Regions from separate parts of the Homo sapiens genome. Here region 1 is linked to region 2. Evidence: chromatin loops called from intact Hi-C (ENCODE). Cell type or tissue: heart right ventricle. All regions are shown on one strand. Each heading gives the region's core, and the rest is flanking DNA. Links, peaks and the distances in the headings are about the cores only.

The links. Hi-C counts contacts between places; a loop is a spot of excess contacts. Peaks named below come from ENCODE experiments on the same cell type or tissue, not always from the same donor. Only the 100,000 strongest peaks of a DNase experiment are listed, where the experiment ranks them.
Region 1: a loop joins it to region 2, with 4 times the contacts of the local background. A loop is called at or near these places in 45 of 110 quality-filtered maps.

Annotation. Positions count from the first base shown.
Region 1 is chr22:46,725,418-46,733,738 of GRCh38, forward strand. The region is part of intron 1 of CERK (ceramide kinase); the gene reads right to left. Among named protein-coding and RNA genes, the nearest start is that of CERK, 8.7 kb to the right of the region's middle. RefSeq lists an enhancer at 490-990. In heart right ventricle, for the core only: no CTCF peak of the experiment used is centred there; DNase peaks (open chromatin) are centred at 3,226, 4,355, 5,757 and 6,302; H3K27ac peaks cover 6,579 bases.
Region 2 is chr22:46,559,835-46,568,155 of GRCh38, forward strand. No RefSeq gene overlaps it. Among named protein-coding and RNA genes, the nearest start is that of LINC02925, 22 kb to the left of the region's middle. RefSeq lists enhancers at 1,748-2,499, 3,938-4,232, 4,222-4,391. In heart right ventricle, for the core only: CTCF peaks have their summits at 3,675 (motif pointing right) and 3,880; DNase peaks (open chromatin) are centred at 3,677 and 4,023; H3K27ac peaks cover 785 bases.

The sequences.
Region 1 (8,321 bases), core at 209-8,208, 170 kb after region 2:
CTAGAAGCAGAAGGAACTGCCCTCTGAGGGTTAGTCTCAAATTGCCGGCACCAAGCAGCATCCCCGCACAGCACGTGGTGTGTGGACATGCCACAGCATCCGCGGGAGAAAACACACCTGACCCAGGTGGACAGATGCTGTGGGAACATCTTGCAAAGGGCGGAAGGTGGGAATTGGGGGCACTTTCATATTCTTTTGCTGACAGAGATAAATTCTCGTGACAGAATTCTCGTGAGACACCACAGTGACTCGTATTGACATGCAGTGAGCTCTTCAATAGAGGTAATGATCAAATGGCCATCACATTCCAGAAAAATCAAATGCCATGTCAGCGAGTGAGGCTGGCCTCCTGGTTCTCGTGCGGCTCACGCGTTTGCTGACTCCCTCTCTGCAGACCACTGCAGCATTTGCCACAGTCTGGGTAATGCCTGCTAGGGGCAGCTGAGAGCACGCTGACTTCCAGCTGCTTCTTTTTCCATTCTGTTCTCTGTGCTTTTTAGTGCTTGTTGTGATCCACTAGAATTAAATTTATTTCATGCTTGTGACTTACAGATGAAAACAGTGCCTGCTGTCAATCAGCTTTGATACTAGAAGTTCCCGGATTAAACTGAGCCACGCGCAGTGGCCTCCCATCCAGCAGGAGGGCCCACGGGTTTCCCGTGTGTCACGGGGCACTGAGTGTCTGCCAGTGACATGGGTGCACGTGTGTGGGCACGCTCATGGCAGGGCAGGGTCAAGGTGGCAGAACATGCCGCTCCAGACCTCACGCAGCCGTCGGGAGGCCCCAGATGTCTTTCGCCTCTTGGGCATATGCAACGAGAACAAGAGCGAGTTCCCAGCTAAGAGCACAGGGGAGCACAGCGGTCCCTGGGACTCTCCCTAATGCAAGCTGCCACGTGAGGACCGGCAGAGGGAACAGGGTGAGAGAGCAGGCCGCTGCCCACTGCGCCCACTGGAGCAGTGCCAAGTACAGTGTGGAAGTCTGTGGATCACACCCACACACACTGCAGGGGATGCTGAGGCCCAGAAGTGGCACGGGCCACACTGACCTCCACATGCCCGGCCCGCTTAGAGTCCAAGCAGTAAGGGTCACCCCAGAGGAAGAACACCCAAGAGATCCGAGTGGCTGGGAGGCCTGATTCCCCCTGCAATGACATGCAATGCAAACGCATTTCCCTGGCAACCCGCCGCTCAGTAAACATGAGCTGTGTGAACATCTGATCTTCATTAAAAATTAAAGGTGAGTGCTTGCCTATGCCAAGGAAGACCAAAAACCAGCCCTGCCCACCACTGCCAGGGAGAGTCCAGAAATCTCACGTGCAGGAAACTCAGAGATGGTCAAACTGTCCCCCGCCCCTCCCCGCCCACCACGTCCACCCTGACACAGCCCTTGATGGGTCTGATACACAGATGGAAGGTGGGGGAAGCCAGAACCCACGTGACGCCCACAGGTCAGCCCTGAGCTGCGACTTATCCAGACGCGACTGCGTGTCCCCAGCCCTTGCCTCCGCTGCGGCTGCTGCTGTCATACAGGGATGCGCCCAAGTTTCGTCTTTTATGGGAAACCTTCTGATTGTAAAACATTAGCTACAATTTTAAAAGGAAGAGAAAAACTCACCATGCAAATCTAACAAAGAAAAAAATCTGTGGCCAAATTTAGCCCAAAGACCTCTGCTCTGCAACCCAGTGAGGCTGAGCCGTGGTTTTTCTGACCGCACGGATGATGAAGAAAATCTCACAGCAAGCCCCCAGAGTTCATGATGCTGGGATAAGGTACCTGCCAATCATAACTTACTGCTATTTCATGCCATAAAATGTGACCTTTGACCCTTGTCAGCACACCATTAGTAGCCACCAATGTCTCCTCTTCTTTTTTTTTTTGAGACAGGTCTCACTGTGTCACCCAGGCTGGAGTACAGGGGTGCAATCTCAGCTCACTGCAGCCTCGACCTCCCAGGCTCATGCAATCCTCCCACCTCAGCTTCCCAAGTAGTTGGGACCACAGGTGTGTGCCACCATGCCCAGCTGTTTCTTTTTTTTTTTTTTTTTGAGAGATGGGGTCTCTCTGTGTTGCCCTCAGAGACCTGGTTGGTCTCTCTAACTCCTGGGCTCAAGCGATCCATCCACTCAGCCTCCCAAAGTGTTGGGATTACAGGCGTGAGCCACTGTGCCCAGTCTTCTTAGTTCTAGGGACACATCTCAAGTAAACAGTGTCCATTCCCTGTGGAACCCACCCCAGAAATCCTTCCTCGTCCTAACGTCCCGATACCAGCCTAAGGGTGCTGTGGTCCGCGTGCCCCACTCTCAGGCAGGGGCCTGGTCAGCATCCCACAGGACCACCCGGTGACCACCCAAGGTCCATGGGCTTCTGAACATCCTGCACATGCCGCCCCAACACTCCCCTGGCCCAGCCACCCCCCCCGGCCCTGCCACCCCCGCGGCTCCTTAGCATGGATGCTCCCTTAGCATGCACAGGAGGCCTGGACCTGAGGATGCCAAATCATTCCTCTCAGGAAACAGGGCTGTGGCATGTGGACGGGCATGTCACCTGCACAGCCCACGTGGCAGCCAACACACAGGACTTTGCTTTTCCTGTTAAGCCAGGAGGTTCTGGAGGGCAGGGTGGAATTACACACCTGCGCAGCCCCTGTGTGTGGGTTCAGGAAATGAATCAGACTAATCCTAGACCTGCTTAGACGACACCCGCAGAACTGAAGTCCATACCAGCTGGCATCTCAACACAGAACACCCGCCGTCCCCACTCCATGCTGTCAGGTCGCGGGAAACCTGCATCAGCCTCCCGTCCTAGGGATGAGACGGGGTGTCCAAGGGCTCCAGGGACCGTACGGTGCCTCAGGGAACTTTGTCATGGGAACTGGACTGATTTTGCTCCAGGAACCCCGCTCTTCCCCCCGTGCACCCTGCTATGAAAGGCCACGGGGGCTACTTAAACAAATCCCAGAGTCCCTGCCTTTGAAGAGGGAGCTCACCCCAGATTCTGGAGCAGCCTCGCTCTGAGTCCCCACTCCCCAACCTGTGAGCTCAGCTCTAAGTCCCACATCTCCACCTCTGAGAAGATAACAAGGGGCGTCTCAGAGGGCTATGAGGATCCCATTGGGTGTGAAGCCCGCAGCACTGCAGGGCACAGTACACGCTGGCCTAAATGGAAAGCAGCATTCAGACATCTAGTTCTGGCCAGAATGAACCAAGCCCGACCGCCTGTCTCTCCCACCCGCTATGACTGATAGCTCTGGACAAGATACAAGAAACAGGCAGTGAACCGGGGACACCAGAGATCCACAGCAGCAGGCCCGCTGGCTGGAGAGGCCAGCGTGCAGAGTCAGCAGCTGGGAGCTGGGTTTATCTCCAGCTCTGGCCTCGGGGACGTCTGAGCTATGGGGCAGCAGGGTGGGTGCAGGCCCCTGTCCCAGAGAAGCCAGGGTGTGCTGAGGGCAGAGGGGTGCTCAGAGGAGAGGGGGCTGGAGCAGGAATACTTGGCTCTGAGAATGACCAGATGAGTCCAGCCTCACTCCTGAGGGGCCAAAACAGGGCAGCCAGGGCCTCGGAGGCTGGACAGCCAGGGCCCACCTCCCTCGCCACATGAGACAGACCTGCCATCTGTACCCAGCCAGGCTGAGCACCTGCTTTTGAAAAAGAAAAATTGGCTGGGTCTGGTGTCTCATGCCTGTAATTCCAGCACTTTGGGAGGCTGAAGCGGGAGGACTGCTTGAGGCCAGAAGATTGAGACCAACCTGGACAACATAGTGAGGCCCTGTCTCTACAAAATAAATTTTAAAAATTAGGGAGAATGATGGTACATGCCTGTAGTTCCAGCTACTTGAGAGGCTGAGGTAGGAGGACGGCTTGTGCTCAAGAGGCTGCAGTGAGCCAAAACTGAGCCACTGCACTCCAGCCTGGGAAACAGTGAGACTGTAAATAAATAAATTAATTAATTTAATTAAATAGAAAAATTGTCCAAATGACTTTATTTTTTATTAATTTTTTTTAAGAGACAGGGTCTTGCTCTGTCACTCAGGATGGAGTACAGTGGTACAATCATGGAACACCGTAACCTCGAATTCCTGGTGTCAAATGCTCCTCCTGCCCCAGCCTCCTGAGTAGCTGGGACTACAGGCATGCACAACACCCAGCCTCCAAAAAACATTAACAGGACTTGGCCTTACAAAATAATGTACCAAATATCCAGGAAACAACCCACAATAAATCAGCACACCAAGAACCAGGAAATGTTAACGTTCTCAAGGGAATAATCAAAAGACGTCAAACCTGAGATGACCCAGATGTTGATGTTATCAGACAAAGACTTCAAAGTAGTCTTTGGCCAGGCGCGGTGGCTCATGCCTGTAATCCCAGCATTTTGGGAGGCCGAGGCAGGTGAATCACGAGGGCAGGAGATCGAGACCATCCTGGCTAACACGGTGAAACCCTGTCCCTACTAAAAATACAAAAAATTAGCCAGGCGTGGTGGCAGGCGCCTGTAGTCCCAGCTACTCAGGAGGCTGAGGCAGGAGAATGGCGTGAACCTGGGAGGCGGAGCTTGCAGTGAGCCAAGATCGCACCACTGCACTCCAGCCTGGGTGACAGATCGAGACTCCATCTCAAAACAAACAAACAAACAAACAAACAAAAAACAAAGCAGCTGTTATAACCATGCTCACTGAGACACAGTTGAACATACTTGAAGTTTTCAGGAAAGAGGCTGGGAGTGGTGGCTCACGCCTGTAATCCTAGCACTTTGGGAGGCCAAGGCGGGCAGATTGCCTGAGCTCAGGAGTTCAAGACCAGCCTGGGTAACATGGCAAATCCCTGTCTCTACTAAAAAAAAAAAAAAAAATAGCCAGGCATGGTGGCAGGCACCTGTAATCCCAGCTACTCAGAAGGCTGAGGCACGAGAACTGCTTGAACCCAGGAGGTGGAGTTTGCAGTGAGTCGAGATCACACCATTACACTCCAGTCTGGGTAACAGAGTGACAGTCTATCTCAAAAAAAAAAGAAGTTTTCAGGAAAGAAATGGAAACTATTGGAACCAAAAGGAAAAATTTAAAACTGGAAAGTACAGTATCTGAAATTTAAAAATCACCAGATAGGCTTAGCAGCAGAATGAATTAGATAGAGGAATAGTGAAGTTGAAAATAGGTCAGCAGAAAGAATCTATTCTAAAGAGCAGAGAGAAAGAAATTGTTTTAATGCACAAGCACCTTCTGCTTCTGGGAGGATGGATTAGCTGTGCTTTTCCTACTCCTCCTATTAAGTGAAGCCCTGGACGTCACACATGAAACAAATATAAGAAGACTCTGACAGGCAGAGAAAAGGCAGCTGTTCAGGGCCTGGGATCTGAGAAAGACACACGGCATCCCCCTGGGGGTTTCCTTTGCCTCGTCTATCTTGGATTTGGAACTGGAGCAGCCTGAAACCTGGAAATGCCAACAGGTACAAACGCAGAGCCCCAGTGAAAGCCAACTCAGTCTAGCCAGGGAAGGGGCAGCTTTGCAAGACAGAAAACTTTGAGACAATAACAACCTACCCCAGAAAAAAACGGGCCCAGCCCTCCAACCAAGCCCAAGTGGCCAACTAGCAGCTTAGACTTCCACCCTTGAGAGGCTGTGAGCAGGCACCCCACAACCTCTGCCAGGGCTGTACAGGGGAGGCCACGCAGGAAGCTGGAACCCCCATCAGCGCCAGCTGGTAAAAAGCCTCATGCCCACTAGGCATTGGTGGAGACAAAGGGGCAGCCCAGCCCGGGCCCCCACCCTGCACTGGCGAGGTGCCCCTTCCTCCTTGCTGGAGTGGAGTAAGAGGAGGCCTGGTGGGGAGACAGGGCTTTCACTGCCACTGAGCTGCAAGGTGCCCACACTCCACCCACGTGCTGTTAGGGGAGTGCATGTGGGGAGCGGCAAGGAAGCACCTCCACCCCCCGCCAAGGTGGCCTTAGCAGAGGCCTGGCGGGAGCTGTACCCCCCACCCACCCGGCAATGACAAGCAGCCCCTGACTCCGCTGCCAACAAGGCTGAGGGGAACCTGGGCTTCCACCCCCACCTGGCAGTACCAGCGCCGTTCCCTGCTGGAGCAGTGCCAGAGAAACCAGCTAAACAGAAGGTGTAAACGCTGCCCAGTCTTGGAACATACTGCAAAATAACCAGTGCTAGGTGAGTCTGGGAAGGAGGGCTGGGCCTTGGTGAGGCTGAGGATAGAGGAAAACATGTCAGGCAGGGAGGGCAGAGGGCACCTGGGGAGGCACAGGGCATGCGGGAGATAATGACGGCTGGGCTGGTGAGCACGTGTGCCCCGGGAGCAGGTGGGGGCAGGGCCAGATCGGGGGAGGTCAGGAATGCAAGCCAGGCCACAGGCACGCATGGGCGAGCAGTGCCTGGAAGAACTTTGTAGCAGGGCAGGGTGTCTAAACATCAATGGGGCACACAGGCTGGCTGTCAGGACGGGCCAACGGCACTGGAGAAGGGATTAGTGACCCTCAGGGTGCTCTCTAAACTTCCAATCCCCATCATCCAGGGTTCAGCCGCCGGGGTGCTCCCTAAAGAAATTCAAAAGGCAGCAGGAGGGGTCGGGAGGGGAAGACCGGGGCCAGCTGGAGGCAGAAGTCATCTGACCCAGTCTGTGGCAAAAAGGGGACCAAGGTCAGCGAGAAAGGAGAGAAGAGGTATGGGATCCGGACAGCCGAATCGAGAACCCAGCAGACGTGTGGGATCCGGACAGCCGAATCGAGAACCCAGCAGGCGGTGAGGGTGGGCCACTGGCCTAGGAGAGAGGCCGAGTAGCTGGAGCTTGTATGCGGGTGACAGGCTGGCTGTCTCCAGGACAGAGGAGAACTCGTGCCTGGAAGTCCACGCTGGGCTAATCGCTGAAGCCATTAAGTTGAGATGCATCCTGGACCAGCTACAGGTTCCTGAGATAACCCTCAAAAGGCAGGACTCAGCTGCATTTCTCATAGAAAACGCTGTTATGCAAAAATCTAGACTGTTAGAGAAGAAAAATAAATTGGGTGGGGGGGACGGGAAGTAAAACACATTAGGAGTTTCTTAAACACACAGAAAGTGTATCTTCTCGAGTATGAAAGTTTCTTAAATACTGGTGGTTTAATTTCTCTGGGATAGATAATCAAAAATGGAATTGTTGGGTCAAAGGATATCACTTTTTTTTTTTTTTTTTACAGTTTGAAAACACTGCCAGATTACTTTCCAAAAACACCCTAGCAGTTCCCACTTCCCATTCACCGGGTCTGCCAGCCCAGAAGCGTCCTGAAACTTCCCCAGCACAGAGCTGTGCTTTCGCCCTTCCCCATCCCTTGCTGGTTGAGAGCAGCATCTCATCATTGCCTTGGGTCAGTATCTACTCAGACGCTCAGCATCCACTTCCGAATGTTTTCTTCCGTGAATCGCCTACTTATATCCATTGCCATTTGTCTAATGGATTGTCTGCCTTTTTTCCTATCAATTTTTATGTAAGTTTAAAATGTTCAAAAAATGTTAACCTGGCCAGGCGCGGTGGCTCACGCCTGTAATCCCAGCACTTAAGGAGGCCAAAGAGGGAGGATCACGAGGTCAGGAGATTGAGACCATCCTGGCTAACACAGTGAAACCCCATCTCTTCTAAAAATACAAAAAATTAGCCGGGTGCAATGGTGGGTGCCTGTAGTCCCAGCTACTCGGGAGGCTGAGGCAGGTGAATGGTGTGAACCCGGGAGGCGGAGCTTGCAGTGAGCTGAGATCACGCCACTGCACTCCAGCCCTGGGCGACAGAGTGGGACTCTGTCTCAAAAAAAAAAAAAAAAAAAAAATTAACCCTTTCTCTATCCTATTTGTTGCAAATATCACCCCCATCATTTTTTATTTTTATTTTATTATTATTATTATTATTTGAGATGGAGTCTCGCCGTGTTGCCCAGGCTGGAGTGCAGTGGTGCAATCACAGCTCACTGCAACCTCCGCCTCCCAGGTTCAAGAGATTCTCGTGCCTCAGCCTCCTGAGAGGCTGGGATTATAGGCGCACGCCAACATGCCTGGCTAATTTTTGTATTTTTAGTAGAGACAGGGTTTCACCATGTTGGGCAGGCTGGTCACGACCTCCTGACATCAAGTGATCCACCCGCCTCGGCCTCCCAAAGTGCTGGGATTACAGGTGTGAGCCACCACGCCCGGCCCTTATCTTTTTTTTTAAATTTATGATATCTTACAAAAGAAATTTTAAAATTATTTCGTCAAATAATCTAGCTTTTTCTTTATTCTTTCTGGATTCCATCTTGGTTAGGAGAGCCTTTTCCCATTCCAATATTATAAACTGTCCTC
Region 2 (8,321 bases), core at 220-8,219:
CAAAAATTAACTCACAATGGGTTAAATACTTAAACCTAAGTCCTGAAATCATAAAAATTCTAGAAGGAACCCTAGGAAAAACTCTTATGGACATTGGCCTAGGCTAAATATTTATAACGAAGGCTCCAAAGGCAAATGCAACAAAAACAAAAATAAACAGGACCTACTTAAACTAGAAAGCTTCTACACAGCAGAAGAAATAATCATGAAAGTAAACAGACAACTTAGAGAATGGGAGAAAATGTTTGCAAACTATGCATCTGACAAAGGACTAATACGCAGAATCTACAAGGGACTCAAATCAGCAAGAAAAAAAAATAATAATTCTGGCTGGGCGCAGTGGCTCATACCTGTAACCCCAGCACTTTGGGAGGGCAAGGCGTGCGGATGACTTGAGGTCAGGAGTTCGAGATCAGCCTGGCCAACATGGTGAAACCCTATCTCTACCAAAAATATAAAAAATTAGCTGGGTGTGGTGGCAGGGCCTGTAATCCCAGCTACTCAGTAGGCTGAGGCATGACACTCAACTTGAATCCAGGAGGCAGAGATTGCAGTGAGCCGAGATTGTACCACTGCACTCCAGCCTGGGTGACAGAGTGAGACTCTATCTAAAAAAATTAATAAAATAAAATAAAAATAATAAATACTTTATAAACATTAATTTACTGACTCTTCTTAATGACCTTGATGTTATATTCTGTTTGATCCCTATTAACAGACAAGGAAACTCGGGCACAGAGAGGCTAGGTTACTCATTCAGAGTCACACAGCCAGTGTGCAGCAGAGCCAGAAGTAAAGCCCAGGGAGTCCCACTCCAGTCTGTGCTCTTAACCCTGGGCCATGACATGTCATCACCCTAGGTGTGCAGTGAGGGGACTGGGGCCTAGGAAGGGGAAGGGACTCATACCTGAAGCCACACAACCAGGGTCCAGCCCTAGGCAGGCTCTTTCTCCACAGAGACAGAGCCGGTTTGGGCCCCTCCTCTCTTCTCTTGGTGACAGTTTTGCCCATGGGCATCCTGCGGGCAAAGGGGAGGCTGAGTTTCTGGTTTGTGGGTGTGTTTCAGGAAGTGCAGCTTGATGGGGTCAGTCTTTGTGTGCAGGGAGAGGAGCTGGGTGGAGGCTGGCTGGATGACTGGGCCTAGGCCTCCGGACAACGGAAAGGAGCAGAGAAGACGAGGGATGCGTCCCGGCACTGGTATTGTGGAGAGAGACCCCAACCCCCAGGAGGGTGAGGAAGGGGCTGTTGGTTCCCCCGCTGGTGAGCAAGGGCTGGCTGTGGGAGGGGCTCCAGGAGCGGAGGGGAACTGTTAAAGATTCAGACCCAGCTGGGCGCGGTGGCTCACGCTTGTAATCCCAGCATTTTGAGAGGCTGAGGTGGGCGAATCACCTGAGGTCAGGAGTTCAGACCAGCCTGCCCAATATGGAGAAACCCCGTCTCTGCTAAAAAATACAAAAATTAGCCAGGCGTGATGGTGCACACCTGCAATCCCAGCTACTAGAGAGGCTAAGGCAGGAGAATCGCTTGAACTCGGGAGGCGGAGGTTGCAGTGAGGTGAGATTGCACCACTGCACTCCAGCCTGGGCGACACAGCGAACTCTGTTTCAAAAAAAAAAAAAAAAAGATTCAGACCCAGCCTCCGCCCCCTGTGTCACACAAACTGTTCTCCTCCTAGGGCAGGCTTAGAGGGGCCCATGCCTGGGGCACCCAGGTTGGCAGGCAGCTTCGTGGATGCCTCTGGGGAGGCCTTCCTGACTGCAGGCCGGCTCTGGGGTGCTGCAGAAGAACTCACTTCCATCTCTTCTATGATGGTGGTGTAGGTAGCCATGTTTGACAACATGTGACGATGCCTGGTGGTCACGTGATTCCAAAGGCACCACACCATAGGTCAGCCCAGGACCAATAGCTGGTGGCAGGAAGCAAGGAGCTGAACAGGTGGATTCACCCCTGGGGACTTCAGCCTGGCCATCCCAGAAGAGGCAGCTGCTGACAGGGTCTCATGGAGGGCTGAGGATGCAGGGAGGTCTGGGGGTCTTGAGGGCCACATAGGGCCTTGGGAAGTCTTGGGAATTTAGGCGACCTAGGAGACCTTGTGGGGCTTTAGGAGGGCCTAAGGAACCTGGGGGGCCCTGGGGATCGTTGAGGGGCCTGGGAAGGCCTTGAGGGGTCTCTGGAGGATCTTTTGGGCCTTGGGGGCCTGAGGAGCCTTGGGGGACCTCCAGAGGCCTAAGGGACCTTGGGAAATCTTTGGGACCTTAGGGGGAGAGGGGATGTAGGAGACTTGAGAGGCCTGGGGCTTTGGGTGGACCTTGGAAAGCAAGGGAGGTTGGGAGGGCCATGGCGGGTGGAGCAGCCCCCCCAGAGGGCCTGGGTCATTCAGCAGCCACAGCCTGGACATTGTGCTCCGGCTCTGGGAGCCCTGGTCATTCCCTCTGTGTGATGGGGGGATCCCAGGCCTGCTCCAGCATCCCTGTGAGGGTGAAGTGATCCCAAGGGGACAGGCATTGCCCTCACCCTCAGGCCTGCATGCCCCACACTCCACTTCCACACAAACTCATCTGAAGGCACATGAGGCTGTGTGGTCTACCAAAGGCTTCATGGGGAGGTGGAGGAAGGAGCCCCATTGCGAGACATCCCCGTGTCCCCAGAGCTCCTCTCACACTGACAGCCACTCTCTTCACTGGTTCGTATAAAGTGCCCAGAACAGTGCCCGGCACACAGGAGGTGTGAGCCATCGTCACTGCTGTCACTGTCTTTCAGTTCTCTCTTTCCCAGACGGCCTCTCAGGATCCCTCTTTTTGCCTCCAGCGATCTGGTGCCCCTCGTGTCAGAACAGATGCATCCTGCGATGCTCCTCACGTGAAACAGGAAGAGCCTATACATGAAAATGTGCGTCTTCCCCCATGGTGTTTCGTTTTCTTGCGGGGGGACTGAGTCTCATTCTGTCGCCCAGGCTGGAGTGCAGTGGCACGATCTCGGCTCACTGCAACCTCCCACCCCCAGGTTCAAGTGGTTCTCCTACCTCAGCCTCCCGAGTAGCTGGGATTGCAGGTGCCTGCCACCATGCCCGGCTAATTTTTTGTATTTTTAGTAGAGATGGAGTTTCACCATGTTGGCCAGGCTGGTCTCGATCTCCTGACCTCAGGTGATCCGCCTTGGCCTCCCAAAGTGTTGGGATTACAGGTGTGAGCCAGCACACCTGGCCCTCTGTGGGGTTTAGAAGTAGCTCAGCACAGGCCAGGTGCAGTGGCTCATGCCTGTAATCCCAGCACTTTGGGAGGCCGAGGCGGGCAGATCATGAGGTCAGGAGTTCGAGACCAGCCTGGCCAACATGGTGAAACTCCGTCTCTACTAAAAATACAAAAAATTAGCCGGGCGTGGTGACGCGCACCTGTAGTCCCAGCTACTCGGGAGGCTGAGGCAGGAGAATGGCGTGAACCCGGGAGGCGGAGCTTGCAGTGATCCGAGATAGCGCCATTGCACTGCAGCCTGGGCGACAGAGCAAGACTCCGCCTCAGAAAAAAAAAAAAAAAAAGAAGTAGCTCAGCACAGCATGTGGCGGGTGCCACCCAAGAAGGTGGCACAGAGGACAAAAGTCCACAGAGGACAAATGCAGCCAGTGTGGAAATCAGGCCCCAACTTGCGGGGCCGAGGCCGTGAGCAGCCACAAGGTGGCCCCAGTGAGCTTAGGGACCAGCTAGTGCAGGGCAGGTGGGAGGTTCACGCACAGCTAAATTAGGCTAAGAGAGACGTGGCAGGGTCTCCCTGGGGCAGCAGGTGGGGGCTCAGCTCACCCTGGCTCCCGGCTGCACAGCTCAGAGTGGGCACCTCCTCGCCTGAGGAGAAGGAAGGGCCGCCTGTAGCCAGCAGGTGTGCCAGCATCCTCCTACCTGGGCTGGGGCCCGGAAGGCGAACACAGGGCAACCGAACCCATTGCAGAGCAGGGCCTGAGGGCTGGCTTGGGAGCAGGTGGTTGGAGTCTGGCTCTGAACAGGCCTTGATCCGTCCCTTGGGTCCCCCAGGCCCTTCCCAGCCTCCACCCCGTGCTGCAGGCCACACCTACAGCCTTCTGTGCCGAGGGCTGTGCCCCTGGAAGCCACGTGGGGCAGACTGGAGCTGCCTGGGTCCTGGAGCAGCATTTCTGGGGCTTCAGCCCAGGGGAGCTGACTGGATTTGCGGCTACACTCACACCACACTCCTCCTCCGGGCTGGGCCGGGTGAGAGGAGGGAGATGAAGGAGGGCGGGCCTGCCCTTGCTGGTCATCAGGGTCGCTCATCTCTGGGGATCTGGCTGGAGCTAGGAATTGAGGAAGGACAGGCTGGTGGCAGGGGCCGGGGCTGGGCTTCTGGCGGGCCAGGCCCCCCTCTAGGGAGGTCTGTGCTCACTGCATCCCTAGGGACACAAGCCCAGGGCCAGGGCCTCATGCTTTCTGGCCTGGCAGGCTGCCTGCCTCAGCCCCACCCCACCCAAGGCATCCAGGGACACTGGCCTGTGGCAGACACGCCCACAGCTTTGCTGTGTGTCCATCTTTGTTGCTTCTCCTTTTGGGGAGCTACCCCTACCCCTGCACTTTAACAGGTGAACCCAGTGTGAGCCACTGCCCCGCCCACCAGCCCCTGAATCAGGCCAAAGAAGTGAAAACCATCTGACCACAGAGGAGGAGCCTGGGGGCGCAGCAGGGCCCCAGCTGGCCGGAGGTCAGCCTCAGGGTGGGTGGCCTGGAGGCCAGCTGTCTGGAGGATCCTGAGCAGAGAGGGGGGCAGGCCCTTGGTGCCTTTCCTTCCAAGAGGGGAATCTAAAGGGAGAGAGTGACATCAATCCAAGGCCCACCGTGCAGATGCTGATTACAGAGGCCAGCGGAGGTGACACAGGTCCTGCCCAAGACAGTCCTGGAGATGGATGGTGGGGCTGGTACCTGTCTTAATTTGCTGCATTGCTAGAAAGAAATACCCGAGGATAGGTAATTTATAAAGAAAAGGTGGTAGCCAGGCACAGTGGCTCACACTTGTAATCCCAGCACTTTGGGAGACTGAGGCAGGCAGATCACCTGAGGTCAGGAGTTCGAGACCAGTCTGACCAACATGGAGAAACTGTCTCTACTAAACATACAAAATTAGCCAGGCATGGTGGCACATGCCTGTAATCCCAGCTACTTGGGAGGCTGAGGCAGGAGAATCATTTGAACCCGGAAGGCAGAGTTTGCGGTGAGCCGAAATCGCGCCATTGCACTCCAGCCTGGGCAACAGGAGCAAAACTCCGTCTGGAAAAGAAAAGAAAAGAAGAGAAAAGAAAAGGAAAGGAAAGGAAAGAAAAGAAAAGAAAAGATGGTTATTTGGCTCATAGTTCTTCAGGCTGGTACAAAGAAGCGTGGCACCAGCATCTGCTTCTGGTGAGGCCTCAGGAAGCTTCCACTCATAGCAGAAGGGGAAGGGTAGCAGGCATCCCATGGAGAGAGGAAGGAGGGAGGAGAGGGGGAAAGGAGGTTCCAGGCTCTCTTTAACAACCAACCCTCGCGGGAACTAATAAAGGCAGAACTCACTGTTAACGCAAGCACCAAGCCGTTCATGAGGGGTCCGCCCTCATGATACAAACACCTCCCGCCAGGCCCCACCTCCAACACTGAGGATCAAATTTTAACCCGAGATCTGGAAAGGACAACATCCAAACTATATCAGCATCCCAACAATGAGAATGTACTTCATGTTACCTCAAAATGGCTAAGACAGTAAATGTTTAAACATGGGTAAATCTAAGTAACTATTGGCTGCATAGAATAACATTAATTTTTCATTGTCTTTTATATAGATAAAAATTTTATTTATTTATTGAGACACAGTATCGCTCTATCACCCAGGCTAGAGTGCAGTGGCACGATCTCAGCTCACCGCAAACTCCACCTCCAGGGTTCAAGCGATTCTCCTGCCTCAGTCTCCCGAATAACCGGGACTACAGGCGTGTGCCATCACGCCAGGATAACTTCTGTATTTTTAGTAGAGACAGGGTTTTGCCATGTTGGGCCAAGCTGGTCTTGATCTCCTGACCTCAGGTGGTCTGCCCGCCTGGGCCTCCCTAAGTGTTGGGATTACAGGCGTGAGCCACCGTGCCCGGCTTATATAGGCCGGGCGCAGTATAGGCCTTGCCCATACCCATCAATAGCCACTACATTCGTGAATAGCCACTGCATTCCAGCCTGGACAACACAGCAAGACTATATCTATTTTTTGTTGTTTTTGTTAAAGTACATTAGTGGCCGGGTGCAGTGGCTGACGCCTGTAATCTCAGCACTTTGGGAGACCGAGGTGGGCAGATCATTCGAGGTCAGGAGTTCGAGACCAGCCTGGCCAACACGGTGAAACCCTGTCTCTACTAAAAATACAAAAATTAGCCCAGCGTGGTAGCTTGCATCTGTAATCCCAGCTACTCAGGAGGCTGAGGCAGGAGAATCGCTTGAACTCAGGAGGTGGAGGTTGCAGTGAGCCAAGATCACACCACTACACTCCAGCCTGGGTGACAGAGCCAGACTCTGTCTTAATAAATAAATAAATAAAGTACATTAGATGATGTCTTAGTCCCTTTTGTGCTGTTATCACAGAGTATCTGAGACTGGGTAATTTATAAACAATGGAAGCTTATTTGGCTCATAGCTCTGGAGGCTGGAAGTCCAAGAGCAAGGTGCCAGGATCTAGGGAGAGCCTTCTTCGTGCAACACCCCATGGAAGAAGGCAGAAGGGCAAGAGAGTGTGCACTGAACCCATTCTTTTATCAGGAACCCACTCCCAAGATAACTAACCCACTCCCAAGATAACTAACCCACTCTCATAACGAACCCACTCCCATGATAACTAACCCACTCCCAAGATAACTAACCCACTCCCAAGATAACTAACCCACTCTCATAGCTAACCCACTCCCAAGATAACTAACCCACTCCCAAGATAACTAACCCACTCCCATGATAACTAACCCACTCTCATAACTAACCCACTCTCATGATAACTAACCCACTCCCAAGATAACTAACCCACGCCCATAACGAACCCACTCCCATGATAACTAACCCACTCCCAAGATAACGAACCCACTCCCAAGATAACGAACCCACTCCCATGATAACTAACCCACTCCCAAGATAACTAATCCACTCCCATGATAACTAACCCACTCCCATGATAACGAACCCACTCCCATGACAACTAACCCACTCCCAAGATAACGAACCCACTCCCAAGATAACTAACCCACTCCCATGATAACTAACCCACTCCCAAGATAACTAACCCACTCCCAAGATAACGAACCCACTCCCATGATAACTAACCTACTCCCAAGATAACTAATCCACTCCCATGATAACTAACCCACTCCCATGATAACGAACCCACTCCCATGATAACTAACCCACTCCCAAGATAACTAACCCACTCCCAAGATAACTAACCCACTCCCATGATAACGAACCCACTCCCAAGATAACTAACCCACTCCCAAGATAACGAACCCACTCCCATGATAACTAACCCACTCCCAAGATAACTAATCCACTCCCATGATAACTAACCCACTTCCATGATAACTAACCCACTCCCAAGATAACGAACCCACTCCCAAGATTACTAACCCACTCCCATGATAACTAACCCACTCCCAAGATAACTAAACCACTCCCAAGATAACTAACCCACTCCCATGATTATAAACCCACTTCCATGATAATGAACCCACTCCCGTGATAACTAACCCACTCTCATGATAACTAACCCACTCTCATAACTATAATTAACCCACCCCCAAGATAACTAACCCACTCCCATGACAACTAACCCACTCTCATAACTATAACTAACCCACTCCCAAGATAACTAACCCACTCCCATGATAACTAACCCACTCCCAAGATAACTAACCCACTCCCAAGATAACTAACCCACTCCCCTAACCCACTCTCATAACTAACCCACTCCCAAGATAACTAACCCACACCCATGATAACTAACCCACTTTCATAGCTATAACTAACCCACTCCCATGATAATGAACCCCTCCTATGATAACTAACCCACTCCCATGGTAACTAACCCACTCCCAAGATAACTACCCACTCCCATGATAATGAACCCCTCCTATGATAACTAACCCACTCCCAAGATAACTAACCCACTCCCATGATAAGTAACCCACTCCCATGATAAGAAACCCACTCCCATGGTAACTAACCCACTCCCAAGATAACTAACCCGCATCCATAACTAACCCACTGTCATGATAACTAACCCACTCTCATAACTAACCCACTCCAAAGATAACTAACCCACTCCCAAGA